Regions from separate parts of the Homo sapiens genome. Here region 2 is linked to region 1. Evidence: chromatin loops called from intact Hi-C (ENCODE). Cell type or tissue: body of pancreas. All regions are shown on one strand. Links, peaks and the distances in the headings refer to the core of each region. The heading gives the core; the rest is flanking DNA. Region 1 overlaps FRMD3 (FERM domain containing 3). Region 2 has its middle 6.0 kb from the start of FRMD3.

Region 1 (2,911 bases), core at 251-2,750:
CAGGCAGCAAAACTCCAGGTGATTGACTGGTTTTGTATTCCTTGTGGAGACAAGGTCTTGTCTATGTTGCCCAGGCTAGTATCAAACTCCTGGCCTCAAGAAATCCTCCTGCCTCAGCCTCCCAAGTAGCTGGAATTACAGGTGTGCACCACCACATCCAACTTGATTGACTGTTTTTTATAAACTCAGAATATACTGAAGCTTAAAACATACTCCTTGAAAGAGCATTAGCAAACAAGACGATGAGGGGCGACAGTGCCTCCTGATTGCTAATCACTTACTCCATCTTCCCTATTACTCTGTAAGAATAAGATTGCTAATCACTTACTCCATCTTCCCTATTACTCTGTAAGAATAAGCAGTTCTGAAATGCCCATCTATATCTGTATTTGTGAATGACCTGCAGTGCTGCCGAAGTACTCACCCGAGAATCAGACCTTTATGAACCACTTTTACTGAATTTGCTATAAATGACCACAGACAGCACTGCATTTGAGAGCCAAAAGGTCTTTTTGAGGTCTGCCAGTCCATTTCCCACTCTACTTTCTCCACAGTGTCTGTGTGAGTGTGGTCAGTAATAATAGCAATGAGGGATAAAATAGGGCCCTGATCGTCTGGATGGAGGCTCCGTGGCTTTATTTCAAACAGAAAACAGGATGGCGAGCTTTCCATTATAGATCCATATTGAGCATGTCCTTGGAGAATTGATGGTAATTCACTAATGCCTAAATGCATTCTGAAATCCTCATATGCTGGTCTGTTGCTTGGATTAGTATCGATTCCCTTGTCTCTTACCTAAGACAGTGCACCCTAACTCAAGATGTGCAGCCTTCACCATGGAGGAAGGGAACTATGGGATTTACAGTCCTTTCACTCCAAGGTAAGAGAGGCAGCTTTCAGAAACACATTCTCTACTTCAGTGTCGGTGAAGGGGCTGTTTCCCATTACAGTATCAACCATAGTGCTTTAAATGGGAAAATACCCAAGGGTTTTAACACCTCTGCCAAAATCTGCTGTCCAGGATGAAGCTGTTCCCAGGGAAGGGGGTGAAGAACAACACACACACCCATTTCGGAATTCTCAGAGAGACCAAACACAACTGAGAACAGGATCAAAGGAACTATTTCACAGCACAGAGCATCCCACAGGGAGGGCGGTGGGCCACAGGGGAATCCCCAGGAGAATGACAGGTTTCTCAATCAGTGACAAGCTCAGTGTTGTGGTAGGCAGATGATCATAACCGATGACCAGCTAATGGCCCATCAGAAGCTCCTGTGTTATTCCAGATCCATTGGAAGATTGACATAGTCATCTCTCTCTCTCTCTCTCTCTCTCTCTCTCTTTCCCCCAGCCTGCCTTCTCTCTCATAAACATGTCATTAATGTTCATGCTACCAACAGCTGGATCATCTGAGTCCCTCCAGCTGCCTCTCAACTGGCCCAGGGGAACAGAACACCTGAGCCATTTTCACTTGGGTGTTGGGCCCATCCGTGGCCATATGGTGCCTCAGGCCCTGGAGGCCTCCTTCCCTCAAACCACTTTCCTTACTAGGTGGAAACATTCAGAACCCAACCGACATCAACACATTAGCTATTTCCCCTAGGGTTTGTTCAACTGGAAAAAGAACAGTAGTCACTTCTAATGGGCCTGCGCTACCCCTGGCCTGGTGCAGAGTGGTCTCTGAAATCACATGGCAAGGAAGGGAGGATGACTATCCCATTTAATAGATGAAGAAACTGAACCCTGAAGAGCTTAGGTAACTTGGTAACTTATCCATGGTGAACCATCCAGGAAATGGGAAGAAAGATTCAAATGGTGGTGTGACAGTTTATGAGACTTGTGCTCTCCTCACCATGCCCACAGCTAGAAGAGCTGAGGAATTAGACATGATAGACATGTACGTATGTATACACATACACACACGAATAGATAGGATGGATGGATGGATGGATGGATAGATTAGATAGATAGATAGATAGATAGATAGATAGATAGATAGATAGTTAGATAGACACAAAAATGCTTCCAGGGATGACCCCTTTGTTTAACACCTATCTTCCTAGATGCAGATTCCCCTCTCAATATGTCCATTAGGCCTCTCACCTAGCATTTGGAACTGAGAACATACAATACCCACATCCCTTCAGAGCTTCTTATAAACCCACCCATTCCACATTCCAGCCCCTTTGAAAGAGAGCTTTTGACTCTGACTCATGGGATCTTGAGCAACTCTGTTTTTGCAGAGGCTCCTGTGAACATCTCAGCCCAGCCTTTCACCGGGACCCCACTGGCTTGGAAGGGAAGGTGAGTTGGGGTTCTGTTGCTACGTACCCAGCCCTACATGGTCTCCAGCCACAGACACAGGCAGGATGGCCACGGGTGGGAGAGAAGGGAGGCTTGAAACAGCCAGAGCTCCACAGTGCAAAGGTGGCGTGGGTGAGCTGTGGCCAGACTTACCTTGAACAATACAGGCACCCAGGTAGGCAGCATCAGAAAAGGAGCACAGCAGGCGGCCATGAAAAATGTCCCTTTTAATCTGAAGGTATAAAAGGTATCTGCAATACAAAAGGAGAAATGGTCACTCTAACTTTTGGCTGAAGTCTGGAAGAAGTAGGATTGTTCATGCTTAGCTCCCATGGTGACCAGAGCTTTTCCCAGCTCTAGAGACTGGCTTAGACATGCCCAGCCCTTTGTAGAACAAGCAGAGGAAAGCTGAGAGGGGCCCTCTGAATTCAGAAAATCAGAAGTGTCTGCCGAGCAGATCTTATCAGCCTCCAAAGCTGAGCAGGCTCGGCCTTTTCAAAGAGGCACGAGAAGAAATGAGGAAAGCCACAGGACCCAGTGGCCAGAGCTCCTGGCAGCAGCTCCCGCACGAGGACAGCCATGGCCACCGTCATCACTAGCTGCATCT
Region 2 (2,911 bases), core at 310-2,809, 200 kb after region 1:
TAAATCATTGACTCACATGTAAACAATAAAACTTCTAGGAGATAACATGAGGGAAAATTTAGGTAATCTTCAGTTTGGTGATAAAAATCAACAAACATCAACACATCAAAAGCATAAGTTGGACTCAGTTAAAATGTAAAACTTTTAGGGCAGCTTCAAGATGGCTGACTGGAGACACTGATCACCCAATCTCCCCAAAAAAGAAGAACCAAAGTTAGAGGTGAAAAATCATAACTCAAAAGATTAAGAGACGAGTGTGAAGGCCTATTGGAAAATTCACAAGCAGAAGCTAGGGCACAGAAAAAAGGAGGAGGCAAGAATTTGGCAGAAATTGAATCCTGAAGGACTTGGGGTCCCATGGAAAGGGTAAGTGGGGATGTTTTGGGTTGCCCTCACCCCTGTGACAGATTGCTAGTTTCCAAACTGTTGAAGAGCTCCTCTGCCCTCACAAGCTTATGCATCGGTGTGGGCGGCAATTTGGGAATTTCTTGAGGGCACTGCACTGGGCTGTCAGCAACCCCCAAATTTGAGCTATGGTAGCGGGCACCACACTGGGTGTGCACCCATTTTGGGACTCTATCCTGCCCAGGGAATCTCAGTTCTTGTGTCTCCACATCACCAAATCCCCTGCAGACATCCCTCAGCACCCACTGAGATTGTGGCACCCACATGGGGCCAGCTGGACCCAGGAGAGCTGAGGGTCTGACCCTCAGGGCATGCTGTTCCAAGGAAAAGGCAGAGTGCAGCATGCCAAGGGAACACCTGTTAGGACAAAAGAAACCATAGAGTGTGCTCTCCTATTCCTGAGAGCTCCCCACTTCTGTGCTGAAAGTGACTGCACTCCTTTCAACAGCGACATGGGCACTGTGCTTGGCTCTGTGGGTGAAGAGTGTGGTTCTGCCATAGCAGCCAGGTGGCCCCAGTGCTTGGGCCTGGTAATGGAGATGAAGCCTCCTACTCCCCGCATAGCTGCTGCCGCCAGGGTTTGGCTTAAGCATACCTGTAGACAGCCATTCCAGGGCTATTAAGGATGACTGCATCCTTACTGGCAATGTCCCCACTGGGCCCTAGATTGTACAAAAGACAGGGCCCCTCCACCTCTGTACAGACAGTGGCAGCATTCCTGCAGCAAGAACAGGTGAGCCATAAAGCTGTCTATTTTGGGCTGAGGGAAGAGGCTCCACACCAAAGCCATTTCAGCAGAGAGCCACAGGAAAGGCATTGTCCATGTCTCTCAGCTACATTGAAGTGTCTGTCGAACTGAGTCATGAGCCCTGGGACAGAGGCATGATAGGGAAGAAGACTGCGTTTCTGCACCATGGAGCTGGTGCAGCCCCCTGACCCCCTGAGGAGACCTTTGTGCATTTCACCAGAAGCTCCCCTAAGCACCCCATCAGGGCTTGTGCTTGTGCTTGGCATTGGGTTATCCAAGAACAAGCCTGGCAGTCCAGCTTGACTCAGCTTTGGCCACTCCCCAACCCAGGGCTGAGCAGGAAACTCAGAGAATGGTGTATTCCACAGGCCAGATAATTGCCTGTGACAACACAGAGCTTCTCCCAGCTGAAAAAAAAGATCAAGTATATACCCATCTGCGTCTGCCACAGAAGCTCTTACCTTCAAGTGCCACCTACTGGTCTGGAAGTCAAACTGCACAACCTAATACAAATTTGGCTGACTCAGTGTACAGCACTAGGGACCGAGATAAGTTTCTGAAGACTTCTATCTCCGTCTTTACAGGAGACTGAGAGCCTACTCACATGCCCAGTACACCACTACTACAACCAGCATTTGAGAAAACAACCATACTAACGTTATCTATAACCAAGGAATTCATACAGAGCCTTGGCCCCCTGAAAGCACCAAGAAGCAAAGCCAAACAATCCTATTCAACATACATTACAGTCATCCTCAAAGAAGAAATAAAAAGTCTTGTCCAAACAAAAGTAAATTCAAAAATAAGAAGTGACACCTCAGAATAAGAAAGGACCAACACAACAATTCCAGCAGCATGAAAAAAAGAGTGTGTTATGATAACCTCAAAGGATCACACTAAATATCTAACAATGGATCCTAACCAAAATGAAAATTCCAAAACACCAGATAAAGAATTAAAAATATAGATTGTAAGGAAGCTCAATGAGATCCAAGAGAAAGTTGAAAAACAACACAAGGAAATCAGAAAACAATTCAAGGTATGAATGAAAAATTTACTAAGGAAAAAGATTTAAAAAATAAAAGAACATCTGGAAATGAAACAGTCATTGAAGCAATTACAAAATACAGTTGAAAGCTTTAACAATAGATTAGACCAAGAGGAAGAAAGAATTTCAGAGCTCAATGACAGGTCTTTGGAAGTAACCCAATCTGACAAAAATACAGAGAAAAGTGTTGTTTTTTTTTGTTTTTTTTTTTTTTTTTTTGAGATGGAGTCTTGCTCTTTCACCCAGGCTGGAGTGCAGTGGTGCGATCTCAGCTCACTGCAAGCTCCGCCTCCTGGGTTCATGCCATTCTCCTGCCTCAGCCTCTCAAGTAGCTAGGACTACAAGCGCCCACCACCACACCCAGCTAATTTTTTGTATTTTTAGTAGAGATGGGGTTTCACCGTGTTAGCCAGGATGGTCTTGATCTCCTGACCTCGTGATCTGCCCCCCTCGGCCTCCCAAAGTGCTAGGATTACAGGAGTGAGCCACCACACCCGGCCGAGAAAATAATTTTTTAAACGAACAAAGCCTTTGAGAAATATGGTATTATAAACCATCCAGACCTGTAAGTCATAGGTATCCCTGAGGGAGAAGAAGAAAAATTTAAAAGTTTGGAAAACCTATTTGAGGGAATAATTGAGGAAAACTTTACTTTTCTTGCTAGAGATTTACACATCCAGATACAAGAAGCTCAGAGAACTCCTAGGAGA

Evidence for each region. A loop is a pair of places that touch in the nucleus more often than their neighbours do. Peaks named below come from ENCODE experiments on the same cell type or tissue, not always from the same donor. Only the 100,000 strongest peaks of a DNase experiment are listed, where the experiment ranks them.
Region 2: it touches region 1 in a loop (3.0-fold over the local background); 88 of 110 quality-filtered maps call a loop at or near these places.

What each region holds. Positions count from the first base shown.
Region 1 is chr9:83,340,733-83,343,643 of GRCh38, forward strand. FRMD3 (FERM domain containing 3) reads right to left here. Exons shown (of 14, transcript NM_174938.6): 5 at 2,458-2,555. Among named protein-coding and RNA genes, the nearest start is that of FRMD3-AS1, 120 kb to the left of the region's middle. In body of pancreas, for the core only: no CTCF peak of the experiment used is centred there; no DNase peak of the experiment used is centred there.
Region 2 is chr9:83,542,956-83,545,866 of GRCh38, forward strand. It overlaps a transcript of FRMD3 not described here. Among named protein-coding and RNA genes, the nearest start is that of FRMD3, 6.0 kb to the left of the region's middle. In body of pancreas, for the core only: a CTCF peak has its summit at 1,632 (motif pointing left); no DNase peak of the experiment used is centred there.